Regions from separate parts of the Homo sapiens genome. Here region 2 is linked to region 1. The links are chromatin loops, found by intact Hi-C in ENCODE. Cell type or tissue: breast epithelium. All regions are shown on one strand. Links, peaks and the distances in the headings refer to the core of each region. The heading gives the core; the rest is flanking DNA.

The links. A loop is a pair of places that touch in the nucleus more often than their neighbours do. Peaks named below come from ENCODE experiments on the same cell type or tissue, not always from the same donor. Only the 100,000 strongest peaks of a DNase experiment are listed, where the experiment ranks them.
Region 2: a loop joins it to region 1, with 15 times the contacts of the local background. A loop is called at or near these places in 1 of 110 quality-filtered maps.

What each region holds. Positions count from the first base shown.
Region 1 is chr1:84,914,165-84,930,827 of GRCh38, forward strand. MCOLN2 (mucolipin TRP cation channel 2) reads right to left here. Exons shown (of 14, transcript NM_153259.4): 13 at 15,394-15,515; 14 at 11,419-12,557. The coding sequence ends at 12,521. Among named protein-coding and RNA genes, the nearest start is that of LPAR3, 29 kb to the left of the region's middle. In breast epithelium, for the core only: no CTCF peak of the experiment used is centred there; no DNase peak of the experiment used is centred there.
Region 2 is chr1:84,369,006-84,385,668 of GRCh38, forward strand. It overlaps the pseudogene UOX. Among named protein-coding and RNA genes, the nearest start is that of DNASE2B, 21 kb to the right of the region's middle. In breast epithelium, for the core only: no CTCF peak of the experiment used is centred there; a DNase peak (open chromatin) is centred at 6,484; H3K27ac peaks cover 3,788 bases.

The DNA.
Region 1 (16,663 bases), core at 6,401-10,400:
AGATCCTGTTATGTAATCTGTATGTTTGCTGAGATGAGTGGCAACAATAGATGGACATAGTGTGCATTCAACCAAATATAGCTTTTTAAAAATATGTTATTTGTTGATAGCCTGCTATTCACCAGGAACTTTACTAGGCACATGAAACACAGAGACAGAAAACAGTCCTTATGGAGGGGGCTCCAAGAATTAGTAACGGTTCTTTCTTTTTTTCTTTTTTTCAAGACAGAGTCTTGCTCTGTCACCTAGGCTGGAGTGCAGTGGCACGATCTCGGCTCACTGCAACCTCCACCTCCCAGGTTCAAGCAATTCTCCTGCCTCAGCCTCCCAAGTAGCTGAGATTACAGGTGTCCACCACCACACCCGGCTAATTGTTATATTTTTAGTAGAGAAGGGGTTTCACCATGTTGGCCAGGCTGGTCTCGAACTCCTGACCTCGTGATCTGCCCGCCTCGGCCTCCCAAACTCTGGGATTACAGGCGTGAGCCACCGTGTTTGGCCTAGTAATACAGTAAGCATACTAAGCCAGCCATATATGCTGCAATGGTTTTTTCCTTGGTGTGCTTTTTGGTTGTATGTATGTATTTATTTTAAGAGACGAAATCTCACCCTGTCACCCAGGCTGGAGTTCAGTGGCACGGTCACAGTTCTCAGTAGCTGAGATTACAGGTGTGGGCCACAATGCCTGGCTAATTTCTATTTTATTTTTTGTAGAGAAGGGGCCTCACCATCTCGCCCAGGGTGGTCTCGAACTCATGAGTTCAAGTGATCCTCCTGCCTCAGCCTCCCAAAGTGCTAGGATTACAGGCATGAAATACTATACCCAGCCTCTCAATGTGCTTTTTAAATTGTGTTTACGTTCTTACTTTTCTAAAATGTTTTGTTTTTATATAATAAAATATATTTGGTTATTTTATGGTTTTGTGCAGCTTTTTTTTTTTTTTTTTTTTTGGAGATGGAGTCTCCCCCATCCCCCAGGCTGGAGTGCAGTGGAGAGATCTCGGCTCACTGCAACCTCTGCCTCCCTGGTTCATGCAATTCTCCTGCCTCACCGTCCCGAGTATCTGGGATTATAGGCTCCCGCCATCATGCCCAGCTAACTTTTTTGTATTTTTAGTAGAGACAGGGTTTCGCCATGTTGGCCAGGCTGGTCTCGAACTCTTGACCTCAGGTGATCCACCTGCCTCAGCCTCCCAAAGTGCTGGGATTACAGGCATGAGCCACCATGTCCAGCCTGTGCAGCTTTAAACTCAGAAAGTCCTTCTTGACTTCTGAAATCACATCAATATTTATTTGTATTTTTTCCTAGTCCTTTTATAGGCTTAATTTTTCACATTTAAATCTGTAATCTATCCAGAATTTATTTGGCTACATGGTCATAAGGTGCTGAATAGTTATGTGGATGACACTGGTTGATGTTACTGTTTCAGTTGGCTTTTACCCATTTTTGTCCCAATAACTTGACCTTCTAAGCTGCCTGCTGTGAAAATTGATTGCCATTTTTGAAAAGGCCAATGGGGAAGAAATATATATCTGTGAGTTTTATCCCATTTAGTTGCTTCAGTTTTAATGTAGGATAATAAATGTTGGCTCTTGTCTCAATCACATAAATGTGGAAACTTTGACAAGAGTATTTTGCGTAAAGGCTAAAGGTCAGAACCTCCCTCATCCTGGAGAAAAGTGGGAGGAGGGTGGAGTCATGTCGTTGCCTGTTAACTCCCCACCTCCAAACTTATCTGCCCATCACCTAGGTTAAAACCCTATCTGCCTCTGCCATCTCTTCTCCTTACACTTACCTTTTCCAGGTGGACCATGGGGCCATTTATGCAAGGGAGATAAAAGTCTAGTAGAAGGATCATCACTGATCCACTCACCCCTTCCTCCAACTGTTACTATGGTTCCTTAAAAGCTGTTCAAGAAACTTGGCTGTCAAGGGATAAGATACAGGAAGCAGTCTTTATGTTATTCTGGCTTGAGGTTGAAATGCATTTTCCCCAGAGATCAAACCAGGACTTTGTGGCTCATTGTTCAGAAATGACTTTGGACAATGTTGATATCCCCTCATAGTGCCTCACTGGTCGTGCAGGGTCACTGTGCTGGAGTGGATCACCTTAAGGCTGTGGCTTAGCCCTCTGAGCACACTGTCAAGAGCTGAACCTTACGGGGTCTATGCCAGTCTGCCTTTTGTGCCCCTCAGGGCTGGAGATGGGTGTCCTGCTTCATAGTAAGCCTGCAGGGTGGCGAGAGTTCTCCCTCAACGCCAACGTCCAGCCTGGCTCCCCTGACCTGGCTTGGAGAAATGAGGAAATTCCTGATGGGTTTTTTCTGTCCTTGCACCCCATATGTTCCGTACATTAAACCTACTTATGCCTAGTGTTCCATTATTGGAACACTAAGTATGTGGGAGTTATTTATATCCTACTGTTCAAGGTCATTGCCAAGGTCTGATTTTTCACTCATGCAAAAATTCAAAAAGTTGCAACCTCCGGCATACATGGGTTTTAATTAAGGAAATGTTAGGAGCTTACCACCTGTAATCCTCATGGGGTGCAGTCGCTGGGGCTGGGAGAGTCGGAAGGAGCATCACTGGGACTGGTCTCAACACAAACTGCTGACCATCTCTGCAGGGTCTGGATGGAAAAAGGCAGATCAGTACCACATGCACTCAGGCATTTTTACAACTTCATTTTTTCTTCTTGTGAGATGGGGGCCATGCCACTCTCCTTGCTCTGTTCCCCCAGTCTCAGGCTACCTTGGTCCAGAAACATTCCTCCAACATGACTGTATTTACTACCACCTTCCAAATGAAGGCAGTCGTAGGAGTGGGCACAAAGCAATCCTGTCTCAGCGTCCCTCCCATCAGTTCACTCTCCCTTCCCCTCCCCTTCAGTCTTCTCACGCCCACCCCCACACACCGCCCTAGCCTAAGGGAAGCAGAGGCAAAGCACCTCCTGGCATTTACTTGCAAGACCCTCCTTTCCCAGGCAGCCTCATTAGGCTCTAAACCTTTGTGATCCCACTCCCAAATCTTGATTGTGGTCACAGGTGGGAGGCTGAGGGTAGGATGGAGTCCTTATAAAGTCCCTATGCAGTTTGTAAGCATCAGAATACAGAATACAGATTTTATTAGTGGTTACACCAAGTCTTGACACCTTAATAGACACAAAACTGCTGCTGGCCAAGGTCAGAGCATCTCAGAGTGTGTGGGTATAGGGGTAATGGGGAAGGGATGATGCAGAAACGGAAAGTCTTGGATATGCTTCTTTTCTTAAAATTGTGAGAAGAGGCAATATGCATGTGATGGAAATATGCATTCAACCCATTCATCCTAACAAATGTATATTTCTCAATAATAGAAGCTATGAAAGGAGACCCTCCCCTCCAAATGCATAGTTCAAAAGCATTAGCCCTTAAGAAAATGACAGGGTAATTAGCAGAAAAGTCTTGTGAGAAACAAAAATATACAGTTGAGAAACAAAAATATACAGTTGATCCTCCAGATCCATGGGTTCCTTATCTGTGGATTCACCCAACAGAAGAAATGTATGGTTGCATCTCTACCAAACATGTACAGACTTTTTTTCCTTGTCATTAGTCCCTGAATACAGTATAACAACTATTTACTTAGCATTTACATTATATTAGGTATTATAAGTCATCTAGAGATGGTTTAAAGTATATGAGAAAATATGTGTAGGTTAGGTGCAAATATTTTACATTAGGGACTTAAATATTCATGGATTTTGGTTTCCACAGGGGTCCTGGAATCAATCCTCCATGGATATCAGGGGATAACAGTATATACAGATAGATAAAACATATATGTATATACACACACACACGTATATATACACACACATATACAATACATACACATATGTTATATAATACATATTTTATATATATATATACATGCACACACGCCAATCTAGTGTATTTCTGAGAGATAATTTTAAGGCAAATTTCTCGTTATGTTTGTGATTGTGTTTAATTACAGGGTAATGGCATTTCTCTCTCTCTCTTTAATCTGGATGGCTGCAGCAGCTTTGTGACTGATTTCCCTGCTTGCCTCCCTCCACCTCAACCCATCCTCCACAGTTCTGCCCTCTCTGGTCATGCAGTTCTCAGGTCTAAAGCCCTCCCTCTCATGGCATACATACTCCTGTGGCCTTGCCTTGTCCCTTCTCTAGTCCTGTCTTCTGTCATTTTCCCTGTATACAGCCTATACGCTGACCACGCCAAAGCATCGTTTTCCTAACTGACCAGGTTCTCTCTCTGATGTCCAGGCCTTTGCCATTGTTACCCTCATCCATCCCACGCCATGGCCATCCCATGCCATGGCCATCCCACGCCATGGCCATCCCACGCCATGGCCATCTGGTCAAATACAACATATTCTTCAAATCTAAGCTCCAGCATTGTCTAGTCTCCTCAACAGGCAGGCAGAAGCTATCTCCATTCTGCTCTCATGTAGTACCTTGGGCTGACCTTGTATTATCTTTGTTTTTTTCTGTGATTCTCTCTCCCACTGGACACCAAACTTGGTGAGGGCAGGAATCTTCTCACTCATTCCTTGCATCCTTAGTACTTATCACAGTAGTGGAAATCAACAAAAATATGCTGAGTTAATGGTCTTTGATAGCATCATCATTCTCCTTCTACATATCATGTAGTTACCTAGTGTTTCCCAAAACTAATGATGCTTATCACTTCCCTTGTTTAACTTGTCACCTAGGAAACTTCCATGCTTATTAGCTAAGTCTATCTTTCAAACCATGCCTCCCTGCCCCCCAACCAGCCAGACGAAATTAATTATTGATAGCAGCACTCTGATTTTCCCCCAAAGGCAAACCAAGAGCTAAGACTCAACCCACTGTCCTGCTATCATAAATAACACATGTAGGAGGGCACAAACACAGTGCTATGTCCGAAAGGCGTGATTAATACCTGCTCCCTCTGTAGACCTAGCATAGTGGGCTCACAAGTGAGGATGTAAATTCACTTTTTCAGAGCAAATGTTCCTCTTGGGGGACATCCACTCAACCTCGAGGACAGAGTAATGACCACAGCCCATAGGCCGTGGGAGATGAGTAATTTACTGCTGCTAGGCAATTAGTGGTGCTAGAAAAAAAATTACTTTCATTTAAAATTCTCTTTAAGCCATATGTATCATGGCTCATGGGATAATTTATGTATCATTAGAAACTAAGAAACATACATCACCCTAATAAATTGTCTCCCCCATTCACCATAGCCAGTAGCTCCAGATGTCTTTAAGAAGTCAAAGTTTTGCTGTCCTTGTTGTGTAAGGTGGTGTGGAAATGCTTGTCTGTAACTCGTTTAGCTTCATATTCACTCCCTGGTTCTCTGGCAGAGACAGATGGCAAGAGAAGCATTTGCCATCTTTTTCATGCACTGGTTTGCAGTAGCACTTGCTGTAAATGAGCCCATAGTAAAACAATCACGAGTTGTATTGTTTTTCCTAACAAGGCTGGAGGTCATATGGCAACTGGGCAAACATGCTTGAGTTCAGAATGTGAATCACTCTAAACCAAGTCTCAGTTAAGGGTAAAACATTAAATGGAAAGACAGAAAATGAGGCTTTTCACTGATGGAGGGTGGGGCATGGGACAAAGGAAAGCAGCTCGGCACCCAGCCTGCAGGCACAATGTGGGAACCTTGATCAATATCACCAAACACAGAAGTCTGATCTCCATCTTTGTAAGGCAAAAAGTGGCGCCACAGCCACTTATTTGTGAGGACAGAGGAAAATGGTGTACCCAAATGCCTGTTAAAAAGCAAATCCATGAAAAGACGTGGCAGAAACTTAAATGTATATCACTAAGTGAAAGAAGCCACTCTGGAGAGGCGACATACTATAGGATTTCAACCTTATGACATTCTGGAAAAGGAAAAACTATGGGGACAGTAAAAAGACCAGTGGTTGCCAGGAGTTCAGGTATGGGGTGGTGGTGAGGGAGGAATGGCTAGGCAGAGGAGAGGATTTTTAGGGCAGTGAAGCTACTCTCTATGACACGATAATGGTGGATACATGTTATACATTTGTCCAAATCCAGAGTGTGCAACACCAAGAATGACCACAATGTAAACTATGGACTTTGGGTGGTAATGATGTGCCAGTGCAGCATTCATTGGTTGGATTGTAGCTAATATACCACTCTGGTGTGGGATGTTGATAATGGCAGAGGCTGTGCACATGTGTGGGCAGGAGGGATATGAGAACTCTCTGTACCTGCCTCTCAATTTTGCTGTAAATCAAAAATTGCTCTAAAAAAAGTCTGTTTTTTAAAAAAGCAATGCCAACTCAGATTCATGCTTTTCTTTTATTAAATTTATTAAATTTAAAAGTACATTCCTGGGTTCCTAGGCTTTTCTTTAAAAACCATGCTTTAATCACTGAGTTATATAATCCTATCATCAAGATTCACTGCATAACTTGTAGGGCCCACTGAAAAATGAAAATGTGGGGTCCCTTGTTCAAGAAATATTAAGAATTTCAAGACTGATGGAGGACCATTAAGCCAAGCACAAGGTTCTTTGAGAATGCACGGATTACGCAGCCACAAAGCTGGCCCTGCATGTCAGCAGTATTCAGAGCCTGGAACATCTCAACTGTAGGAAGGAAAAGCAGAGGTGCTCAGTCAGCACCTGCATCAAGACACAGGACCAGCAGTTTCTTGTTCCTGTGCCTATTGTCCTTCCTCAAGTGCCTGATACCAGAATGCTGTGTTTAGGGTTTAGCCTGTAAGGTCCTCATTACTCTTCATGCAAGAGCTACTTCATGCATGCTTTACAAACTGTGTGAAATTCTAGATATTTGGTAGAGAAAGACTCAACCTCATTGCAATATAGTAGGCTACCCTTATGCACTTTCTGTGGTTTCAGTTACTAGAGATCAACCGTGGTCTGAAAATATTGAATGGAAAATTCCAGAAATAAATACTTGATAAGCTTTAAATTGCTTGCCATTCGGAGTGGTGTGATGAAATCTCCTGCTGTCCCATCCCATCCATCCTGGCACGTGCATCCTCCCTTTGCCCAATGTGTCCATGCTGAGATGCTCCTCATCCATTAGTCATCAACATCGTCTGCTCCTGACATCTAACCATTGACATCACCATGGCTCAATGATCTGGGACCCCCTTCTGATGTATCATTGGAAGGTCAGTAGTGGCCTATCGTTACGTCACAATGCCTGTGTCACTCACCTCACTTCATCACATACACATTTTATCATTTCACATCATAAGAAGGGTGAATACAGTATAGTAAGATATTTTGTGAGACCACATCCTTATAACTTTTATTACAGTATAGTGTTATAATTGTTCTATTTTATTAATATAGTATATTGTTATTATAATTGTTCTATTTTATTATCATTGTTAATACAGTATGTTATTGTAATTGTTCTATTTTTTGTTATTGTTGTTAATCTCTTACTGTGCCTAATTTATAAATTACACTTTATCATAGGTATGTATGTATAGGAAAAAACATAATATATAAAGGTTGAGTATCCCTTATCCAAAATGCTTGGGAACAGAAGTGTTTCAGCTTTTGGATTTTTTCAGCTTTTGGAATATTAACATATACATAATGAGATATCTTGGGGGTGGGATCCCAGTCTAAACATGAAATTCATTTATGTTTCATATATACCTTATATACATAGCTTAAAGGTAATTTCATACAATATTTTAAATAATTTTGTGTATGAAACAAAGTTTTGACTGTGACCCATCACATGAGGTCAGCTGTGAAGCTTTCCACTTGTGGAGTCATGTCAGCAAAAGTTTCAGATTTTGGAGCATTTCAGCTTTTGGATTTTCGAATTAGGGTTGCTCAACCTGTATGGGATTCAGTACTGTTTAGGGTTTCAGGCCTGTACTGGGGGTCCTGAAACATATTCTCTGTGAACAAGGAGGGACTACATGGTTAAAATGTTCAAACTTCAAGTGAAGCAAAGCAAAAATAAAATTTGCCCAAGTTACAAGAAAATAAAAATGGAGCTGATTAGCAGTAAAATGAGGTCTATTCGTCTAATGTTACTGCAATATGTGGCTGTCACAAGTGAATTGTTCAGGTATCTGGAATCGTACCTGTAAGCATCACAGCTCTTGATATTGTCAAGAAACAACTCTGTGGCCAAGACCATGGTGGCAGTTTATTGAATATACGTTTCCAATGACTTTAGAAAGGCCCCTGAACATCAATACAGTGCTGGGCTATATATACATATGTGTGTGTGTGTATATATATATATATATATATATATTTTTTTTTTTTTTTTTTTTTTTTTTTTTTGAGATGGAGTCTTGCTCTGTCACCCAGGCTGGAGTGTAGTGGCACGATCTCGGCTCACTGCAAGCTCCGCCTCCTGGGTTCACACCATTCTCCTGCTTCAGCCTCCCGAGTAGCTGGGACTACAGGTGCCCACCACCACGCCCGGCTAATTTTTTTGTATTTTTAGTAGAGACGGGGTTTCACTGTGTTAGCCAGGATAGTCTCGATCTCCTGACCTTGTGATCCATGCGCCTCGGCCTCCCAAAGTGCTGGGATTACAGGCGTGAGCCACCACACCCGGCCAGTGCTGGGCCATTTTTACATGAAGGTCCACAGGGACAAGAGGGCGACTGGCTACCCCTAGATCAAAAGGCTGGGCTATTGTGCTTTTCATAAACCCATGATTCCAAGCGTGGTCTTCCACTGGATCAGTGTACCCTTTTTACAATTGTTGGAGTGTAGGTCCTCAGCAGGAGTGGGGGACAGTGCCTCGAATCGCACGAAGAGCTTTTCCTAACTACCCTCTCTCACTCTTTTGCATTCACCACTTTGAGTCAGCAATGGGTTGAGAAGGAAGTGGGCCTGAATTTTATACATTCTGACAAGTTTGGTTAAGGGGGTAGTCCTAGTAGAGGACTGAGGGTCTCACCCAGGGTGAAGGACTGAGGCTTTGTGACAGCTTGTGCACCTCCTGGACCTTTTCTCTTCCATCAGGACTGACAGCTGTGCCCCAGCCATTTAGGCTGCTTCTCCTTGCTGCTCCTCTATGGCTAGGTGTGAGCTTCTTAGGGCTGAACTGATCATTGCCTCCAGGACAGGACTGGATGGGGGACTTTTGCACACTTAAAGTTCTAACTAGAACAAAGTCCACCAGAAGTGTGTGGTGAGTGCATTATAAAATAAAAATCTTCCTGGCTGGCCCAGATGAACAGATTTGTACATTTGTAGACCATGTTAGTAAGACATGTTTTTTGAAGAGCTAATAGTCATTGAGCACTTAGGAGTCACGCCCTATTCTATGCACTTTACGTTTGACTCATTCAATCCTCATAATCCCATTTTATGGATGAGGAAATCTATGCATGGCATGACCTGTCCAAGGAGACTCAGGTAGCAGTAGGAAGAGGACAGCTGAGGCAGACAGGTTGCAGAAGCAAAGTCGTGTCTGCATTATTCCATGGTCCCATGGAAACTATTGCAAACATGTTAGAGAATCAAAGGGAAATAACAGCTCAGGAATGAATTCAATACCAGGCTCTGCATAAATTATGTGACTTAAGTGCCAGTCTTGGTTGAGGTTTATCATCACTTAGAGGAAGAAAGTAACTTGTTCAGGGCCTTAAAGTTAGGTTAAGCTGGAATTTTAACTCAAGTCTGTCTAGATGGCTCTTATGCCCACACTCTCTCCTACCAGCTCAAGTGAAAAAGCTTTAAGATGTTGTATATGGTTTTGACTGTGTCACCACAAGCCAAGGAGTTAAATTCAAGGGTTGGAGATCCCAGAATGAAACCAGCAGGCAGAAAGAATGTGTCTCCTAACTTTCACAGGGAACCCTCTAAGTGGAGGCCTATGATAAGAGAGAAAATGATTTATCCCAGATGCATCTATTAGCAGAATTATGAGACAACATTGTTCAATAAAATCCAAATAACAATACAGTTGATAAAGTGACAATTGTTTAACATTATTAAAAAGGGAGAAAACAATGTTTCTATAGATGTGAGCTAACCCTGAAAAACATTTTTCTTTCTAAAACTGTTTTGTCCAGCTGGAGGGAAAATAAATAAAAGAAAACATGAAAGCCAATAGAAGAATAATATGAGCATGAAAACCCATCATTAATCTTCTATTCAAATGGCAGTCACAGCTGCAGAACAAATGAAAGCTTTTTTTTTTTTTTTTTTTTGAGATGGAGTCTCACTTTGTCACCCAGACTAGAGTGCAGTGGCCGGATCTTGGCTCGCTGCAACCTCCGCCTCCCGGATTCAAGCGATTCTCCTGCCTCAGCCTCCTGAGTATCTGGGACTACAGGCGCCTGCCACCACACCCAGCTAATTTTTGTATTTTTAGTAGATACAGGGTTTCACCATGTTAATAGCAATTCTTGGGTTGGGCGTGGTGGCTCACGCCTATAATCCCAACACTTTGGCAGGCCAAGGCGGGCGTACACGAGGTCAGGAGATCAAGACCATCCTGGCCAATATGGTGAAACCCTATCTCTACTAAAAAAATACAAAAAATTAGCCAGGTGTGGCGGTGCATGTCTGTAGTCCCAGCTACTCAGGAGGCTGAGGCAGGGGACTCGCTTGAACCTGGGGGGCAAAGGATGCAGTGAGCCAAGATCATGACACTGCACTCTAGCCTGGCAACAGGGCAAGACTCTGTTTAAAAAAAAAAAAAAAGAGAGAAAGAAAAAAAATAGCAGTTCTTTTCAGAGACAAAACTAAGTATATGACAATATACTCAGAAGTTAACAAGTGGTCCAATTACGTATCTGATTCTTGGGTCAGGCAAATGACCCCAGAACCACCAGTTTAATGGTGTCTTAGTTTAAAAATCAAACATAACTCTTCACATATCTTGTAAAAAAGAAAGTTTAAAATAATTTTAGCAAAGTACTCTGTGTGTAGACATGAGTCATCTACTCTCTTATATACTTTAATGGTATTAACTGCATGATTTTCCCTGCCTATAGTTGGTGCAGGCATATGAAGATGGGGTCAGAGCAAGGAGGGGGAAGGTGACATGAGAAGGAAAATTGGGTAGGGGCTTGTGGGGAGGGCGACTGAGGCCAAGGAGAAAGAGGAAGAGCCCTGGAAGGAGGGTCCTGCTTAATTCAAATTCTCCTCTTCACCAATAACTTTAAATAGTTGGCCACTGAGATAGCTCAGGTATGAAATAAGTCTATGCATGAAGTGATCTTCATCTCTCAAGCTATCATCATAAATATTTATTGAATAACTTCTATATCTTAGCCCCTGTATATCCTTCACTGCTTTTAAGAAATTGGGAAATCCCTTTTGGAGACCAAGTGGTTAAGAGAGATGTGATCTGAATGTTTCATTAGGTAGTTGTTTAGAGACAATGCATAAAATAGTAAGAATGCCATATGGAATGATGAAAATAAATTTATTTAGAGAAAATATATCATATTTCTTTTCTAGACAAAGGTAAATACCCAACCCAGCAGAGTTCAATTGTTAAAATGAGTGACCGCTGCTACAGGTCACTTCCACATGTCATGTGTGTACAACTGACCATTAGCACAAGTGACGAGGCAGCCAAATGATTCCATTTCTTATTTATCCCACTGGCTATGCCAACAGTTGCTTCATATCATGCTGAAGAAAACCCACAGGAAAACAGGCCAAGAAATGTCCACTGCATGAGCATGAGGTCTTTTTGTTGATTTAAGGGTGATTTTTTTTTTTTTTTGAGACAGGATCTCACTCTGTCACCCAGGCTGGAGTGTAGTGGCACGATCATGGCTCATGGCAGCCTCCACCTCCAGAGCTCAGGTGATCCTCCCACTTCAGCTTCCCAAGTAGCTGGGACTACAGATGCCTGCCATCACGCCCGACTAATTTTTGTACTTTTTGTAGAGGTGGGTTTTTGCCATGTTGCCCAGGCTGGTCTCAAGCTCCTGAGCTCAGTCTGCCTGCCTAGGCCTCCCAAAGTGCTGGGATTACAGGTGTGAACCACTGTGCCAGGCCAAGGGTGATCTTTAAACAGCTTAATAGTTCACCAGCTTGGACTCTCTAGATTGGTATTGCAACCAGCTTCATTTCTGTACAGACCATGAATTAACAAATGTCTTCAAACCCAAGAATCACCTTTAAAACAAATCCTTATTTGACAATAAACACACATATTTAATTACATGGTTAAAGACTATTATTTCGCACACTCTGAAATGATCTTTTTCCATTCCGAGATCATGTCATAAATTAACAGACTAATAGAGAATTTTATTATCGCTGTTATATTGCACTAATGCCCAGTAGTAGCCCATGGTCTATTCTTTATCATTCAAGTTTATAAAAAGTAAAGCTGGAACTTCAGTCATGGTCAGCTGGCTAACTGTGAGTCCTCTTTCCCACTCCACAATTAAATAAGAGAGTCATTTTGGAACTGCTTGTCCAAGTCATTTGGGGTTCCTCTGCTCAGCCGCTGGATAAGGATGCCTGAACTTTAATCATCTTTAGCAGAACTTTAGCTAATAGGTATCAAGTGATCATCACTTCTTTTCCTGTAACAGAAAGGGAAAGAAGAAAAGAGGAAAGATACAATACTTTAACATCTTTGAGGAGCAATAGGAATACTCTATATTCTAGGCCCGTAGATTATAGACATGTTGAGTGAAACATAGAAGAGGAAGAAAAATTAAGACAGGCAAGGTATTCTGATTATTTACCAACATTCAGAAAAAATAAGTAAATAAATAAATAAAGGCAATGTACACTGTTTGAGGTTTGAGCAGATGCTTTTGGAAACACTGTGAGGAGTCACCTGTCTCTTAAGAACCTCCATGCCCCCAGGGAGGGGAACATCGCACACGGGGAAATGTTGGGGGGTAGGGGGAAAGGGGAGGGAGAGCATTAGGACAAATACTTAATGCATGCAGAGCTGAACCTAGATGATGCGTTGATAGGTGCAGCAAACCACCATGGCGCATGTGTACCTATGTAACCTGCACGTTCAGCACATGTATCCCAGAATTTAAAGTAAAATTAAAAAAAAAAAAAGAAAAATATATGTTACATTTAGGTTTTACTCAATAAATACATTGGTTTGTTTCTGGAAAAAAAAAAAGAATCTCTGTGTCCCTTCGCTAACAAGGCCTTATAAATTACTAGAACAGCCAATTTTCCTCCTTCACTGCAATAGAGGAAGGTAAAGGTTAACTCTGCATCTGTTCAACCAAGCATCTCTCTCCAAAGAACCACATCGCTTTAGAACTGGAAGAGGTTTCAGAGGTCATCTGGTCCATCTAAGAGGTTTAGGAGAGGTCACAGGACACACTTGGTTAATGGCAGTGTCCAAAATGAAAACCCAGGTGTTCTGATGCTCAGGCTAGAGGCTCTGTCAAAAACTCAAAGGAGAATCAAATGTGTGCTGGTTGTTGGACTGCTTTGTTGAAGAGTGACCACAGCCGTGCTCTGCAGGAAGCAGCACTGGGATAGCAGGTGTCATCTGTCATGGTCACCAGACAGGGGGCACAAAAACCAATCTTTGCAGAGATGAATCTTTATGTTCATCTTTAGCCTCCATTCACAGCCTTCCTCAATTTTAGTCCATTCTTCTGTCCCTAGCTTTTATTTTATTTTTTAAGAGGCGGGGTCTCACTACATTGCCCACGCTGATCTCAAAATCCTGGGCTCAAGCAATCCTTCTGCCCTGGCCTCCCAAAGTGCTGGGATTACAGGCACGAGCCACCATAACCAGCCCCATTCCTAGCTTTTAAACACATCAAGCTATACTTAATTTTAGATGGAGTCAAAGCCATCACTTGTTCTCAAGGCCCCATTACAATCCATTTCCTTCCATCACAGCCTAGGCCCTTCATTCACTCTGCAGGGTCCATGCAAGCCCCCTGGGATCTAGGCTTTGGTCTGATGATTCCACTGAAATTGCTATAGCTGACTTCACTCAGGACCATCGTTTGGCCAAACATAGTTACAGCTACCTGTCTTTGTTTTTTGATATCCTCTTTTTCAAAACTTTCATCATCCTAGTTCTTCAGTTGATCTCCTTGGTGGGCTCTCTTGTTCCCTCAAATTCTTTCACTCTTCATGAGGGGCAGACCCTCCGTCTCACCATGCATCTTCTCAACAACCCTCAGCACACTTTAGGGCAAATGGTCTGCTGCTGTTGCTCCTTGCGTCTCACCACTCAGACCCAATCTTACCCAAACGTCTTGGGGTCCACGCCTTAAATCTTTCACTTGTTCCATAGGGCTGCATGACAAAACATTTAACAACCTCCCAGGACTTTGTGTGGCACAAACCAAGGTCCAAACACCAAAGACCTATCGTTTACTTTTTAGAATTCATGACTACATTTTTCAATGAAGTTTATCCCCCTTATAGTAAAAAAGAGATTTTGAGAGACTTTCCTTATACAAGGTACCTCTTAGGAGGCAGCTGCCTATTAAGAAAATTAATTTCCTTTATCCCAGCTTTCACAGCAACAATTTAATGCTCTGAGAAAAAAAGGTGTGATTCTGAAAACAACTCTTCTCAGATCTCATTTTCTATTTACCAGACATTCTCTGGATCTGCTCAGTCATATCATTGTAAGTCCCAAGATGCTGTATGAATTGATTAACAGAAAAATGCATCCTGTGGTTTTAAATAGCAATTATGTTCTCATAGCTTCCTTCAGGAATTTGGGTTACAGAGTCCTTCCAAAAAGAAAAAACATATGTAGGGTATACTTTTAGTTACAAACTGGCACCCCTGACTTCAGATGAAAGCAAACATAGGCACATTAAAAAAAAAATTGTCTTCACCTGACCCCATTCTAGTCCACAAATCACTATGTAATATGCTTTGTCCACTGAGGTCTAGACCATTTCTCTACATGTCCTGACGAACAACAGGCAAAGCACAGCTAGGCAAGGAAGAGCTACTGGTGTGCACGGATAAGCAAGCACTTGGACAGCCTCTTCGCAAGGAAGTTTCCTGCTCTCATCAAGAAAGATTGCTTGTACCACATACTGTGAAAAGGGAAAACACCTCTGACACTCCCAGAGTTTCACCTCTAAAAATAAGAGCTTTGACCTCTTACTTGGGCCACTTAAGAGTTCAGCCTCTTGACTTTAAGGACATAATTTATGCCTTCTCTTAAGAGTCTTATAGTATTTCTAAGAGATTCCAATCACATCGTGTAGCTTTCTACATAACCCTGTTTTAGAAGAAATAATTCATTTCTAAAGCCAATTTCAGTGGGAGGAAAGAAAAGAAAGGTGAATTATTTCCCATGATAAGCTGGTCTCTGAATGTAATGGTAATCTTGGAGGGGCTCTTTCTTAAGACAACAGAACAGCCCATCTCAGGAGCATGGAGAATAAACATGATACTGACCTCCTCCGACAGCAGATGCAGGACAGGAAGGCTGAGGACTCTTTCTGATACTCTTCTTTGCTACTGCATTCCTTCAGGAATTCCTGCAAATCCGTTTCAGGAAACCCATTCTGTTGGAATTTCTTTAGAAAGTACACAATGTTGTTACCTTATTTATAAGGCATGAGAAATTGCTCTTTTGTCAACAAACCAAGCCCACCTTTGCTAAAATAAAACTCTCCCACATTGCTAGCTCAGATCCAAGAACTGATATTTACAATGATGAATCAATCTGTCAGTCCCAGAACACCAAGGCAGGGCCACTGTGGGAACAGAGAACAATCCAAAGAAAAACTTCAGAAAGAAAGCAGAGAAGAGCCAGGGAGAGGTTTTTTTTAAAAAAAAAAAAGGTAATGAAGGAAATAATCAAAAGTCAAATGTCTAGTCTGGGTATGATGGCTCATGCCTGTAATCCCAGCACTTTGGGAGGCCAAGAAGGGAGGATCGCTTGAGCCCAGGAGTTTGAGACTGGCCTGGGCAAGATGGTGAGACCCCATCTCTACAAAAAATACAAAAATTTTCTGGCCATGGTGGTGTGCACCTGTAGTCCCAGCTACTCTGGAGGCTGAGGCAGGAGGATCGACTGAGCCCTGGAGTTGGAGGCTATAATGAGGTAGGATTATACCACTGTCCTCCAGCCTGGGAAACAGAGCAAGACCCTCTCTCTTTTTTTAAAAAAAAAAAAAGTCTAAACTTTTAATGCTAACAGCAAGACTAGATGAGACCTCCCACTCCACACACACATTGGCAATGTAGACTCTGCTTGGAAAGTAATCATTATTTCCTCTACTTTTATGGAAGTTGGTCGCTTAGTGGAACAGAAGAGAGATTTTTTTCCAAGCAGACACAAAGACTCCCTCCCCTCATGCTTAATGAGATAACCTACTTCAACACTGAGGCTTGGCCCCCACCACGCAGAGACATTGCCACATCAAAGACATGAATCTCTGTGGCAGGAGTGTGCACCTCTTCCTTCTCCATGCAAACCCTGATGCGAGAGGCAACTACCATTCCCACCTGAACACTTACTTATCTTCCCACACACTCAAAAGGTAGCGGACTGGGTTTCTTCTGCATTATTCTGAGAAAGTGGTTAAGCAGAAAACAGCCCTGACAAAGGCACTGGCATGGCACCCCTGGTTTTTCAGTCACTGACCCTGAAGCAGGGTTTTCTAAGCATGACCATCTGCTGTGAATAAGGTACCAGCACCCAAGGAAGTGAAATTCCTTC
Region 2 (16,663 bases), core at 4,822-8,821, 550 kb before region 1:
ACCCCTTGGTGGCTCCCAGAAGCCTTCAGGATAAGGTACAGACTCTATAAATAAGCCTAAAAAGGCCCTCTTGACTGGCTCCTGTGGTTCCTGCCTCATTTCCAGGCACATGGAATGACTATAATTCATTCATATATATTCAGTCACACGTGGTAGACCCTCAACAGTAAACGACTGTATCATGCTATCTCTTGTCTCCATACCTACCCTGCTCCCTCACCCTTGAGAGTAAACTCAGATAACCTCTAGACTCAAACACCCTTCCCTCTAGAAAACCTGGCGGAACCCATCTCCTTTACCTGAGTTAGGTGCTTTGCTCTGTACTTTCATAATACTCTTTTCTCTATTGTATTGTTCATTTACTTATTTTGTTCATTCACTGAATGATGAGCTCTTTGAGGGTAGTGACTATCTAATTTATCTTTGTATCCTTCGTATGCTGCCAGAGACATAATCACCATTCAATGAATGAATGAATGAATGAATGGGTGGGGACGTGGGTAGATGGACAGATGGATGGATGGATGGATGGATGAAATCTCTCTACATCTATCTTTCATTGTCTGGTTCTTCTGAAACACAGAACCTTTGTCTAATTACCCCTCTCCCTCAAGGCATTCAAGTGTCCTGACTATGAGGCTTAAATCAGTGGCAGGTTGAAGGGACTCAAAGAATTTTCAACAAAACTCAAGGACTACAACAGGGGCCTGTGTTTTCAGGTTAGACAGATTTTTCCATTTTTGCTCTCTTTTCACTTGCTATAACAAGCTTTTGAACAACAACAGATGTCATTTTTCATGTGTCTTCCACTTTCTTATTTTAACTCTCAACTCTTTCTCAGAGCTGACAGAAGACACACGTTCTCCCAGTCCTCAGAATGGCAACTGACAGAACTTACCGCAGGAACTCGGCTCAGGGAGAGCACCTGGATATCACAGAGGGTCTTCTGCACAGAGGTCAAGTATTCACCTTTGTCATAGGGCCCAGCAGATTTCTCCATGACAAGGTCCCGAATGGTGTCCCTAAAACACAAAGAAGGTCACTGAGGATACTGAAAGGAATTTTAGTAATGTGTTAGGAAGCTAAGAAGCAGTGACCTGTCTGTCCCCCAGAAAACAATGTTATTGATGTTTTTAGAAGATATTAGTATCTTGCAATGCCAAAAACAAAACACCTCACTTCCCATTCCCCTACACACACACACACACACACACACACACACACACACACACACACACACACATACACCATTCAACAAACATATTGAGCATCACTAGACTGTCTTCATAGTTTGGCACCAGGGCCCAGTGGGCATTTTAGGGTAAATTTCCCGTCATGTTTGAAGAACCTAAGAAGAAGACTCCCAAGTATTCTCACCATCTTGCTGCTCTGCTTGGCTGGCTCATTGAATTGTTACATTTGGGGGTTTGCTCTGTGCCAGACTCTGTGTTTTTTAGGTTAGACAGATTTTTCTGTGCTAAGCATTTTATGTGATGATGTCATTGAATTCTCTCAATATAGCTGAAGTAGGTACTATTATTATCCCCAATTAGAGAAGAAGAACCTGAGCTTAAAAGTTACATGATATGCTCTAAGTCCCTCTCTTTAGAAGGAGGCCCAGCCTACAGTACTATCCTGCCTCTGGCATGTTCAATTTCAAGCTCTTTTCAACATAAATACATCAGGCTGCTGCCCATGGAGAGCACTTGAAATAAAAGGGAAAGAAGACTGAGGTAACGTTCTCATCATGCATTTAAAAACCTATCACATAATAAAAGAAGCAGAGAAAAACTACACTAGTGGGAGGGACAGCTGTGGGAGTGGGTGGTGGGGGAAGGGTATGCATGCAGATTCTAGCTTATGGTAGGGTAGAAATTTCTAAAAGAGCTTTAGCAAAGGAATGAGATACCTAATCAAAAAGCAAGTTCTGAAAGTTCAGAGGCCTAATTACTCCCTGTCAGGATATAACAATAATCATACCTTTATATTGTGAGTTGTCAGAATCAAAATGGAGTCACTTGTGTCAGATGCTAATGAAATAAATAAATAAAGCCAGGAAGCTGAGGGAGGGCCCTCAGGCACAGATGCCTGTAAGAACTATTGCAAAGACTCTCTGAAGGGCTCTTATGTACATATGCCTGTAACAACAATTTTGCAAAGGACTTTTCAAACAGTGGCTCGTGACGTGAGTCACAAGGACAGCTAGCCAGATGTACAAGAACATTTGCCTGCCACAGTCTTCACTAATGAGCTGGCGTCAATTCCTGCGATAGCCACTATAACCAGTGTTCTCTTTGTCTGAAAACAAATTACATACACTTTTTCCTTTTGCTTTTAAAAGCTTCCCCTTGCTTCAACCTCTTAGGATATGCCTATGGTTCCTGCAGCCCACAAATTTGCAGATTCCGTGTTTTCCTAAATAAATTCATTATCTTTGTAGAATCTCTCTCTGTTATTTCAGTTAACAATATTTTTAAGGCATTTATAACTTATAAAATGCTTTTGTGAACATCATATCATTTTGAGTTTAGCCTAGATTGACCAATTATCCCAGTTTGCCTGGAACCAAGAGGTTTCCTGAGACATGGGACTTTCAGTGTTAAAACCAGGAAGTCCGTGACAAACTACAACAAGTTGGTCACCCTCGTTTAGCCCTCTCTGCATCACTATGAGGTAGTAAGGCCAGATATTCTCTTCATTTGATGCCGTGTTTCTTCAACTGTGGTCCCTGGTCCAGTGGCATCATCTGCATCCCCTGGGAGTTTGCAAGAAATGCATGTTCTTGGGCCCCACCTCAGTCCTACAGAATCAGAATCTCTGGGGATGGGCCCAGCAAGCTTCATTTTCTGGTTCTGTGTGATTCTGATGCACATGCATGTTTGAGAACCACCAATTTAATAAATTGAATAAACAGAAGGGATTTCTGAATAGTGGGAAGTTGAGTTGAATGGCCTCTAAGTTTCTCTTTTACATCTAAGATTCTATGAAGTCTGGGCCCCTGGGACAAGAGTAGACACTACATGCACGTGTTCATACCAGGTAGCCTTGAAGTCCACATCCCTGCACTGGTGGTAGCGCCACTTGCAGTACACTTGGGTGGCAAAGCATCAGTCCTTCACCTCAGGGAGGGTAGTGAACTGGTCCTTGATGAAACCTTCAAATCCAGACTGTGTTGTTTTCAAGACCTTGAGGTCTTTGATTCCAGAATGAATGACTTGGGGTCCTGTTTCAAGTAGAAAGTCAAGAGTGGCTGAGGTCATAAACAGTGTCTTGTTGCTGATACCTAGCACAGAGGATCCTGGTCATTAAAACATGACACATTCTGTACAAAAACTACATCACCGCCCGTGTTTTCTGTCATCCTATTTCCTCTGAAGTCCAAGTGAAGAGGATGGTGTGCCTTTGCTTCCATCTGGATTCCAAGACTCCCTGCCCTGTCTTGCCCTCGAAAATCTGAAGGTCTAAGAATAACCTCCATTCCGTATTGAAGGCCACAGAAATGAATACATTCCTCTCAACTACAAGCGGGAGTGTCTTCTTGGCCAACTCACCTTATGTATTTTGAGCTCCATCTCCTCCAACAGGTGATCATGCTGAAATGTGTTAATACGGCCCTTAAGAGCCATTCCTCTACCTGCTACTGTGACCCCTTTACTGGGGGTAGTCCTCATGCTGATCATCTACAGTAGCTGATGATCCCAATCTCCAGTAAGCCCTGATGGCATCCCAGCATCCCAGTTCCCTTACGGTTATCAGCTCAGCAAAACCAGGCAACTTCATAAATGGGTAGCAGCGTGGGCCTGGCTGAGCCTAAATAAGACAGGGAAGATGGAGTTGGTGACTCACAAGGGATAGATCTGCCTAAGTTGATATCTATAAAGGCTTTTGTTTTTTCTGCTGAAGGAGAAGGGACGAACTTGGTTCATGGGTACCTGGGGGGAGAGAAGGGAGAGTTGAAAACAATGGAGGGAATGATATGGCTCTCCTTCTGTCTCTGCTGTGCTTTCATAAGGTAATGGGGCAGGTGGAAGGGTGACAGGCATCATCTAAAAAAGAACAATATTAACATCACTATGACTTTATTTGTCTGCACAGGCTGGCAAGGATTGGGGACATTCCGGGAGCACTTGGCAAACCCTAATAGCAAAGTGCCATGGCACGATTATTAAGATCACCTCTTTTCAGTCTCTTTGTTAGTTCCAACCAATATCTATGCTTCTTGGACTGTTCAGTCTAAAAATCAAGGGCCAGAGATGTCAGGTATCACCACACACATGGTCTTAGTTGAAGAACAAGAATATAACTCATGATCCTCAATTAAAATCCAAGGAAGCTCTTAAAAATCCAATGGTTTACATCACCTATGTGGTTTCTATTGCTACAGTTAACTCAGGAGCTGTGGAGTTTCAAAAGTAGGTAAATAAAGTCTGTATTTCTGTTTTTCCATGCTTCAGTATACTCCTATCAGAGAGAACAATAGCCAGTGGTTAGTGGTAGATCTGCTGATTAAATATGTCCTGATTAAAGAAGATATTCTGTGCAGAGTGTCCCAGGATAATGCGGTGAAACTGGAAATGATCCTTGTTTAACTTTCCGAAGTACTTACTGGAAGCTACATCTGAAGAAGGAGCAAGAGAAAGATACCAACAATGCCTTAAAGCCTTCAGCTGGCTGGGTTTATCAGATTCTAAATGTATGAAGTCATGATCTCACAAAATCAGCATTGCTACATGCAGTGAGTGGAAGCCTCAAACCCAGCAGAACTACAGAAACAATCAATAAGTATCTGTTGAATGAATGAATGAATGAGTTTAGCAAGATTGATTCATGTCAAGGAATAAGCATTGCACAATTTAGTATCTTTCTTTTCTAGACAGTTCAGCCCCATCAGTCTTTACCATTTCCCTTTCTGGTCCCCTCCAACTCACACATAGTGTGGCAGGGGGTGAAAGGAAGGGTGTTAACCTTGGCTAAGAACCTCCTCTCTGTAGACATGACTTTGGTTGCTGCAGTTTTCAGTCTTTATCTTACTTAGTTCTCAACACTCTATAAAGCAGTTATTTTAATGTAGGTGACTTTTAATCATTTGCCCATAGTCACATGGCTAGAAACTGTCACAGGTGGAATTTAAACTCAGCACCACATTATGAGATCCCATGCTTTTCTTCCTGCTTTTTGGATCACTTCCCATCTATGCAATGGTTCCTCCTTCCTTTGACCCTTTCCCCATTTGTGTTCTATACGTGGCCTTTCCAGGAGACAAGGTTGCCACCTTCTATTCACAGCGTGCTTTAAGGACCTCAGATAGAGCCCCCTGCCTGAAAAATACCATCTCCATTGGTCAGAAACAGAGATTGAATAATCATTTTTAGAGTTGGCTCCTATGTATCTAAAAACCTTTGTATTCCTTAAACATTTCCTATTGAAATGCAAATAAATATCCCTTAAAGAAGTGACTCCTTAAGCCTTTGTAAGGTACTATGATAATCTACTTCCCATGGTAAGCCTTTCTAGAAAACAAAATCCTATAGAAATGAAACATGGGTTTGCAATCAGGAGTGGGGTTAAAATGAGTAGCAGAAACCCTTGCAGGAGAATGAAAAGAAGGTGAAAAAGAACCAAAGACAAACTTTATCTACATTGTTTTCTTCCTATTCATCTGGCCTTGACTGCTGGCATCCATGTAAGCCAGTCAAACTTTGGCTCCTCCAAAGGTGTTAACCATAAAAGGATTCCTGGATGCAATGTTGCATAGTGGTTGAATCTACAGCTTTGAGACTCAGATTCCTAGAACTCAAATCCCAGTGCTCTCCCTGCATCCTCAACCCCCATTTTTATGAGCTCTATGCTCCTGAGGGAATTATTTAACCCCTCTCTACCTTGATTTTGTCATCTGTAAAATGGAGACGATAATCATACATATTTCCTAGAGTTGCCACATGTCTAAGAGGATGCACATAAAGAACTTAGTAGAATTGCTGACCTACGAAAGTGCTCTACAAATGTGATGATGATGATTTTGCCATAATTGACTTTTTCCCAATGACTTCAACAACTTATAAATATTTCCCATGTTTCACAAAGTCTTACTGGGTTCTGAAAACTACTTCTAATGTGCCGTCCTATCCATCTCCAGCCCTGGGATAAGATTTATTGACCTTAAGCGAATGTCAGTCCTACTAGGCCACTTTGAAATGATCTGCTTTCTCACTGGAATCTAAAAACGGAGACAGCAGTTGTATTTTTAAAATGTGTCTTGGCATCAGTTTCACACAGAATAAAATGTCTCATGTTCCCCAAGACAATTAACTATTGCCACAGTTTTGGCAGAACACACACCATCTACTCTGGTGCTCTCATCATTCTATTAAAAACAACAACAACAACAACAAAAACTATTCTCTGAATGTTAAAAGAATTTTTCCCTGGCACACATTAGACATGCTGGATGAAATCAGAGAGCTTATTTTATCTTCTCTGTTGGCGGTGCCCCAGCTTTCTGAACATTGGTAAGAACCTGAGGCTTTCAAAATCATGGGCCCATCAACTAAAAATATGATGCCTAACACACTCTAAAAAAGATTCCCATTTAGACCAACAAGAAGTAATTCAAAAACTGTCCTTTTCTAGGTTACACCCCATGAAATCACTTAATCAGCTTTGTTTTGTTTTGTTTTTCTGCCTTGGTTATGGAGTAATGCAAAAGAAAGATTTTTCACATTTCACTTTGCTAGAACATAATCTTTTCCAGCTTTTAGTGTCCTCCTACACACTTAGCAGATTGTGGCTTATCTCTCAGAGAATCATACATCCTACCCTTTAGCTATCTAAGGGAAAGAAACTCACTGCGAATTAATAGAAAATAAGCCCAATTCCTTACCTACGCATCAGGTGTCACAAAGCACAAAGCTTTATTGAGCCAAGAAAAAGATCTTGTCATAAGAGGATAATTGCTTCCACATTTAACACCTCCAAAAAGGACACAAATAGCTGAAAGGCAGATATTTTAAAACCATATTAAATCATTCTAGTAGAAAATCTCAAACTTGTAAAGTGCCAGAAAAAGTAAAGATCAATTAAATATTTGCCTTGGAGAGTCCATTTAGCTCATGCAGGAAGAGCGAAAGCTCCCTCTGCGCAACTGTGGATGGAAAGAGATGACATCATCCAGATGGTAGGAAATTAACTGGGCTTTTGTACAACCAGGTGATGACCAAGAACATTTTAAAAGACCACGAATCTGCCAAGAACTTTTCTTACAGAGGAACCGAAGAGCACTTTAGTCTTGATATCAAAACGACATAAACAGACTTCTTGGCAGTAGCCATCTCTGTCCTGGATCTCCCACTTCTCCCATTTCACTTCTTCCATCTGCCCATCTTGTCACCTCTTAAATCTGTTCTCCTCCAGGTCGGATTTCATCAGTTGCCTTCCTTACAACCATCCCCCTACCCTCACTACCCTTCATGTCAATAGAAATATAGGAAGTATTTTTCACTATCAGAAGACACAATCTAGTATTTGAGGCCTCTTCTCCATCTTCCATTCCTCTATTTAGCTATGCTTTAGCTGAATTTCATAATTAGTGTCAAATGGGAGAAATTTGATGCTGAAGAAATTGTGAGTTATAATTCAAATAGTGCAGAGGTTTGGGGGTCAGTTTAGTTCAAATTAGTGACTCAATCATACCAATGACTTACAGCTCCGTTAAGCTTGTAGTTTCTCACTGATACTTGATAGAAAGAGTTCTGAAGATTCAATGCCATATGATACCTAAACCAACAGCCTGCTTCATACACATAGGGCCTAGTTCTCCTCTCAGGGCTTGAGAAGTCACAAACATAAAACCAGCCCTCATTCCTTTGGGCAAACAAATTTCTTTCTCTCTTCCAGATTCTCCTGTGGAATCAGTAGGCTTTGAAACAACTAAAATACAGCCTAGTGATGTAGCTGTAAAAGATCCACTAGGAAGAAACAGTGTAATGGGAGTTTTAGAGCAATTCCCAGGGGTTAAAGTGGTGCTTGAGGTTCAGCAGCATTTCTAGAAATGTTTGTTCATTTGCTAAGTAAGAATGAATATAGTCCATCGGGAGAAACTCAGTCACACCTCCTCCTGGGAAGAGTCCTTTTGGGAGTGGCGTGACTGAACGTGTGAATAAGCACATGTGTTTGAGGGGGCAAAAGTCTTACCATTCTAGCCGGTCCCCCACCAAAGGCACTACTCAGGTGTTTGTAACAATAGCCTTCCCCATGTGAATTTGTGAGTGGTGTGTGTATAATATAATTACTATTTTCTTTAGTTAAGCCTTTACAAGGGCATTTCTTATGACAATGATTGTAACATTCTCTCACATTACGATTCCTACAGTTTCAGCTCTTGGATAATAAGCAAATAAAGAATTAAACTTTGCTACCAAAAGAGCATACATCCCTACTCTCCAAAGAGGGACAGAGTAGAAATGTCATCTTCATATACACAACACTGAAAGATACACACACCCATAAACATGTGCACACACATACCTGTATACACTTAAGGCAACAGATATCTCTTCTGCTACCCCAATCCCTGCCAGCCCTGCATGAAATCAGAGGGGGAGTTGGGGGCTGGACTCTAGATGAGTCAAGCTGGAGCTTCTGGGAACACTGCCACAATGATCTCAATACCCTGAAGCTTTGCAGCTTTCTGCAGAAAGAAAAAGTTTTAACCTGATTATGGTGGCTAGTTTTTCCACTCAGCTGCAGCCAGGTGATTAGAATTCAAGCTGATAGCAACTCTTGGTCATTCCTGGAAAGAACAGGATATAAAGAGAAGTCCGTTTTCTTTTCATGATCAGCACAGCCCTATACTTGGCCACTTGACTTCCACCTCCCTGGCTCTGCTAAAAGTATTCTGGGAAGTCACCAATGACGCCTATTTACTGACTACATAGTTTCTCATCAGTCCTCTCGGAACCCCAACTTCTTAACTCTCCTATGGCAGAGGCTAAATCTACTTGCTCTTCCTCCTGGCACTCAGCTAGATGACATTTCACAGTGTCCCTTGCAGTGAGGTGTGACTATGTGACTGAGCTCTCTCCAGAAGAAATGATCCATGCTGTTTCCAGGCCGGGAGCTTACGCTTCAAGGACTTTGCCCCTCTAAGCTCTTTCTTTGGTTGTCTGGTATGAGGGTCTACTTTCAAGGTGACACCAAAAAGTAAGGATTACAAATATAAAGTTGCCATCAACCTGGGTTCCTGAAGAACTTCATGGAGCACAGCATCCCCCTGACCCCCCTAGCCCCCCACACAGACACTGAACTGGACTTCTGCAAAAAGAAGTAAACTTCTAGTGCTGAGCCACTGCACATGGGCCTATTTTTTATGCATCTTTGTTCCCCAGTAATTCAGAAATCCCTAATTTCTTGAAATGTCTTTTTCTTCTGCTTCCATGACACTATCATCCCTCGTCTTCCTTCTATCTCTCTAAACATTCTTCTGTCTCAGTTTTTAAACTGCCCAACCCTTACAGTGGGGAATTTTTCCCAGGCCATCTCCTCTTTCAAACTCTTCTCACTTTGTGTGTTTTTCTGGAATGGTCCTTCTTCCCTGTGGCTTTACCTAACACCAATCTGCTGTAGCTTCACCTACCACCAATCTGCTGATGGGCCCCAAATCTATCTCCATCACATAGTCCCACATTCACCAGCTTCCCACCTGAAAACTTCCCCTTGTGTGTAATCTCCTTAGTCAGTTGCCCAGTCCTCCCAGATTAGGGTCAATTTTAACTCCTCTTTCTCTCCAATCTTCCATCTCTAATCAACCACTAAGACCTATTGATTACACTTCAAAAATGTCTCACATAATGCTTCCCACAACCTCTCAGTCTCTCCAGCTCTATTTCTACTGCTTTAGTTTAGACCCCATCACTTCATCTTTGCAAGTCTCCAAATGTCTCACTACTGCCTGTTTCTTTAATCTGTCACCATACCTTGTTCAGAGTTTCTGAACAAAAACATGCACATAGTAATCTGACCATTAGAGGCTTTCTCTGGTTCTCTGTTGTCATTCTAAACAATAACTATAGCTATTAGTTAAGGAGAGCTTAGTGTGCCAAGTACTATGCTAAGTACTATGCTAAATGCCTTAATAAAATAAATTAGCATTTATCTCCTTTGTTTCTCTGGATAGTTGTTGAAGTGGGCACTGGTATCCTTGTTTTACAAATTAAAACCCACCAGTGTAGTATAAGTAACCTTGCTCTTAATCACAAAGTTATTAAGTAGTGGAGCTCAAATTCAAATGATTCATTCTGACCTCAAGGCCTCTTGCTTAACCACTGTGCAAAACTGCCTTCATCTTATACTAAACTTGTGTATAACACATGAGGCCCTTCAGATTCCAGCCCAAACCACCAACTTATTTATCTTCATCTCCCTTCTTACATTCTAGAAATCAGACCCACTGAATTTGTTACTGTCCCCCAAATGCTTTGCCCTTTCCACAGTTAAATAAATTACTTCCCCGGCATAGTCTTCAGCATGAAGCAAGTGCTCAAAATATTTTACTTCCCCTCTTTCACTCCTCATGGACTGTACTCATATGTATCCTGTTTCTTCTGCGTGTAATTCCCTTTCCTCCTTTAATGCGCAGCATATTCTGAATCATTTTTCAAAAGTCAAATGGAATATTTTTTCCTCCTTTGTCAAGCCTTCCAGACAGACTGCTCTGGAAAGAGTTTCTTCACTTCTCAGTTCCCATAGCATGCCTTTTATCCCTTCATCATAGTCTCTAGCCTCTCATACTGCAGTCAATCTGTCTCACTAGGGTCAGGGAGCATCTTATTCCCCTCTTTACCTACAGCCCTTTGCATACATAATAGGGCCTCGAAATCTAGTTGTTGAATGAATAGTATATGAATGAATGACATAAGCACTTTTCATAAATGCTCTCATTGTTAATTAGCTCTCTTGAGGCCTAATCCTAGCTGCTGTTGTTATTTTACATTATTGAAAAATGTAAAAAATGTAAAAAAGCATCCCAAACGTCACTGAAAAGCAGTTTTAAGTTATGCTGATCTATACAGTAGCCACTAAGCCACATGTGGCTATTAAGCACTTGAATTATGGCTAGCATAACTTGAGATAAGCTACACATATAAAATACAGAATTTTAAAGACAATTTTGTAAAAAGAATGTAAAATACTTCATTAGTAATTTTTATACTTATTACATACTGAAATATTTTTGATGTTATTTAAATAAAATATATTATTAAAATTAATTTCCCTAATTTCTTTTTGCTTTTCTAATGTGGTTATGAAAAAAATTTTAAATTATATATATGGCTTGCATTATATTTCAGTTGGGCAGAGCTGATTTCGAGTTTCTAGTTTTATGAGGGTAGTTAATGAGGCTTGGGTAGGATAACATTGAGTCAGGAAACTTTTCTTTCTCCTCCAAAGCCACATATCTAAGACAAGAAGGAAGGAAGAAAGAAAAGAAGGAAGAAGGGAGGGAGGGAGGAAGAGAAAGGAGAGGGAAAGAAGGAAGGAACCAGAGAGACAGAAAGGAAGGAAGGAAGGGCTAAGGAAAGGAGGGAAGGAAAGAAAGAAGTTAGTTCCAATTTAACTTAACAAATAGCTCAGAAAGCTAATATAGCATATGACTACACATCTGGGTGATAAAGATCATCTTTTTAACCAAATACAACAGCTATTTAGTCTCTTTTATATAACATTAACTTTATAACTGTTTATCAAACGTTGAGAAGGCCCTAGTTATGTATAGACTTTAATTCACATAGTGGAAAATATTTAAAAATAGCTAATACACTAGAACTTTCTAAGGAGGGCATTATCCAAAAGAACTCAGAATGAGAAGGGATCTTATATTTTATTAACCTTATAATAAATCTGATATTCATTAGATGCCACTTCAAATTCCTACTAAGGAGGAAGGGAAGGGAAGGGAAGGGAAGGGAAGGCAACAGCAAAGAAGAAAAGGGAAGAGTAAAGGAGGGGAGGGAAAGAAAATAGAAAAATTTTAGAGTCCACCCTTTCATTTTATAACAATCAGTAAAGTTTATTTTTTTACTGGGATAAAGACATTATTACCAGCTTTGTCTCCATGGTTCTTAGAGGTCCTCTAGCCTAACTCTTAGCCAATTATTGAACTCTGCTCTGACAAGCTCAACAAATCTGTGGAATACAAGCTGTGGAAATTTTAATATTTGCTAAGTTCAGTTATCAGTACTAATAACACCTATGATATAATTATGTTTCATAATTAATTTGGAAATTTCTTAGGAAATAGAATTATATAATTGCCATTGCTATCTTAAATGAGATGCATTTTATAGGAATTACAATATTAGTGGTTTTATTACACAAAATAAAATTTCAGGAAAACTTGACTATTATTTAGTAAATATTTCCTATGAAGGTTACTATAATTGTAACATGATGTGGCACAAAAAATATTGGTCAGAAAATCCAGAGATTTGCGTTCTTTTCAGGCTGGGCCTTTTTTTATTTTGCCTTACCTCAAAATCTGGTAATAAAAATGATTTGCCTGACTCAATCCCCAGGGTTGTTGCAAAATGAATTATTTCATTTTTATATTTTTAAGACAAAAAGTAGATAATTCTTTAATATAATTCAAAGTCACAATATTCATTTCTATCTCAGATTTAAAAGCCTTAAAAAGTCTCTACAGTTTTCCTCCATGTTAGTAAACAGCATTGTTTAGAAGAAATGAAGAAAAAAGAAAACAAAGCCACCCTGAAGTTGCTACTATATAATCAAAGCATGAAAAATAGTTTCTTACCACTTCTCAGCTGTTCAACTTCACAGAAGTGTGTTCCAGTGGGAGTGTGAATAAATGCATGGACATGCTTAACTCCATTCTGAAAATTAGGGAAACAAATTATTTCCAGGAAAATTTCAGTTCATGCCATAAAGCCAATTTCTTTAATTAAACTGAGAGCACAAATAAGTGAGTTAACCTTTCCAAGATGCTTCCAAGGGATTTCTTCCATGTAGACTTGAGCTCGGATTACATGGTTAAAAGAAGAAAGAAAATGCTCACAAATATTCACACCAAAGGCTTCTATGCTTTTGATTTGTAAAAAGAAACAAAATGCTTCAAAGCAGAAATAATTGTCCCATTTAAAAATAATTTATAAATACTGTTAAATGAAACGATGGGAGGTCATTGCTTTGGACTAAGCTCCTGCATTAGACCCCAACAGACCAGACCAAAATGGAGTCACTTATGCTAAATTCCACATAATCAAATTGAAGCTTTAAGGAAGCAGATAGATACCAAAACAGACCAGTTTTTCCTGAAAACAGGAGATTCCAGTCTATCTGAGTCAGTGCGATAAGGAAGTCCCCTCTGCTTTAACTCTTACTAAAAAAGTAATCTGAAACCCGATGTTAACCAATCAGTTTTTTTTTCCATTGTTCTGTTTCTTGTTCCCACCTTACAAAACCCAATGCCCAGTGGAAGCTCTTACTCTTTTTTGTAGAACAGAAGCTGCCCCAATGGTAAATAAAAACCAATTCACTCTATAACTAAACTTGTTGTAATTTTGTCTTTTGATATTACTCATGATGTTCTCTTTCCTGATGAATTGCTTTTTAGAACTAGACAAGCAGAGAATAGAGTCTACCTCAAGAGAAAAAGGTGTTTATCTCACTTTTTTATTAGAGCTCCCAAATGAAGTTAATAATCACCATCACCAGGTGAGACTCTCGTTTTTAAAAGAAACCCATTTTGCAGGAGAGGATGTGTCAGTGGATGAGCAAAAAATAACTTAACATTCAGATTCTTCTCACAGTGCGTTCAGTCATCACTTGTATCAACCACAGCACACCACAACACTCTAAACTCTATGAGGCTTCCCATTTTCCCAAGGAAAAATGTTAATGAAGGGCCACCTCACTCCTTACCTTGCATACAGTCCTTCTATTGATCCCAGCTCTCCACCCCCATAATGCAGCTTCCATATTAATCCCTAGGTAATATTTTATGGTCTTAGCACAGTCTGGAAATTATTAATGGCTTTGCCTATAATTAAAGTGAAGTATTTGTACAGGCTTCCCCAGTATAGTTCTGTTTTATACCTGTTGGCCCAGAATAATTACGAATAGCATCCTATTTTGAGCTCAAAAGTGTCCTGGTTTGGATAAGAAGCTATACAATCACTCTATCCATAATGAATGACTTTAAGTAGTTTTTAACATTCAGGTCCATTCTTCACTTTTCTGCAAACTCCTACACAGTACAGGAAATACAAGAATCTGTTGTACCTGGCCCTTGTCCATATCACAGCACAGGTCTACTTTCAAACGATTTTTTTAAAGAATGCAGTACCTTTTTCCATAGCCCCATCTATGTTTGCTGGGTCATTCTGATTAGCAAGAGAAAGGTTCAGGGTAAAAATAGGAGTTGCAGAAATTATATTGCAATGTTTGTTCATTTAATGAATTATGGGTATGGATTTCATGAGAAAACATGAGAAAAGAAGCTTTCCAGTCTACATTTCTTGTCTTTTTAGACTTCATGGCAAGTAAAAAAAAAAAAAAATCAGCTTGAATTGCCCAGAAATCTGGGTGACCCAGCATAGCTTCACTCACACTTAAAGAAACCATAAGTGGGGTCGGGCACGGTGGCTCATGCCTGTAATCCCAGCACTTTGGGACGCCGAGGCAGGTGGATCACAAGGTCAGGAGATTGAGACCATCTTGGCCAACATGGTGAAACCCCATCTCTACTAAAAATGCAAAAAAAAAAAAAAAATTAGCTGGGCATGGTGGCAGGCGCCTGTAGTCCCAGTTACTTGGGAGGCTGAGACAGGAGAATCACTTGAACCCAGGAGGCGGAGGTTGCAGTGAGCCGAGATCACGCCACTGCACTCCAGCCTAGTGACAGAGCGAGACTCTGTCTCAAAAAAAAAAAGAAAAAAGAAACCAGAGCTGGAAATGCTAAAATATCAGTTCTATCAGATCTAAGTCTCTCTTGAAAAGTCCTAATAACCACTGTATATGAACAGTAAGTGGTAATAGAGTTGGGAAAGTTAGAATGGCATTAAAATTTGGAAAATAGATTTCAACAATAAAAATAAATGTATCTCATACTCAAGATATTCTTCTGTATTAATAACAAGAAGTGAAATGATATTTTCTTCTATAAATGCACACCATTCTAAAAAAATAAAAACTAAATGGTAAGACTCAAAGAAATGCATGACAAAAATGTGTAAAATTCTATTCTGAAATTCTTTCAGGACCTTGATTTTCCTTTGATTCTAATTAGAGATAACATGTATTTTGTCCAATAAGATTCTCTGCCTAAAAGATTGCAGTGAGATAAGAGCCAAGGAAACAAAGATGTGAGGTTTGTGTGTTTGTTTGCTTTTCTGCAAAGTTTTCTTCAATCCTGAGACCTTTAGGCTAGAAAAGAACATTTTTTTAAAAAATGGCTTAAATGTAAAAATAGATTAAAATGCAAAGGGAACTGGAAATAAGCAAGTAACACTTCATGCTGTTTTATGGCAAATTCTGCATCAAGATAGGCGGCATCTAAGAAGAATGACACATACTTCTTTAAACTTTGCCAAGACATGAACTGTGTTCTTGATGGTGTCTGTAGGGATGATGTCTGAATTATCTCCATGCAGGTAATCTTTTTTGGAACTTAGAGTAAGTTGCACTGAAGTTGCCACCTCTTTAATGCTGTGATATTTTCCATCTCACTGAATATGGAGAACTTTTACCATTTCCTTCCCATAGCCAGTTCGGACAAACTCCACCTCATCATTCTGCAATGAAAACACAGGCATCTTATTGAAGAAGGCTCAATGAAAGCCAAAAGTTAGGTGAAATTTACTTAAACCTTCATTATATCATACAATTGTAAAAGATGAGATTCAGAGTATATATGGAAGCAATATCACATTCTACTTTTGAAGAAGAATGAGAACTTGTATAGGAAAAAGAGAATCCCATGCAGCAAATGAAAATATATCAGATTGTTCTGAAGACTGACAGGTACAGGGCTTTTTTGATAATAATAATAAATACATTAATAGGACCTCCTGGGTCAAAACTGTACTGTTTTATTTAATCCCCACTAACCTAATCCTTGTAATAGCACTGTAAAATCTTTATAATCCCAGTGTAAAATGGGAATTAATATTCCCATTTATGGAGGGAGGAGGTGAGTTTCAAAGATATTAAGTGATTTGCCCTAGTTCATACGGCTAGTAAAGGACAGAGCCAGGATTTGCACTCAAGTCTATTGACTCTAAATTGTAGAATGGCCAGTAGGTGAACTGCTTTTCTTCTATAAAATATCTTCACTATGTTACCTGGAAATAATTGCATGCCCTTTTTATAGAGAGTGACATTCTGGAGAAAATGCCCTGTGATCAATAGAAACAATTTGAAAATTGCCTTTTCTACTTGCTGCCGGGAAGAACAGTAATTAGTGACAGGGTCCAGATTACCTTCAGGAGTGCAGAGCCAAGGCTGTCTGGCTGCAGGAAGAGCTATGCTTTTAGTGAAGAGACACTTAATAAAAGCCTAGTGATTGATTCATTACTACCCTTGTCTGAAGCTGGAGCCTTGGCTAGTGAACACATTCATCTCCACTGGTAGAATCCATAAGATTTGTCCC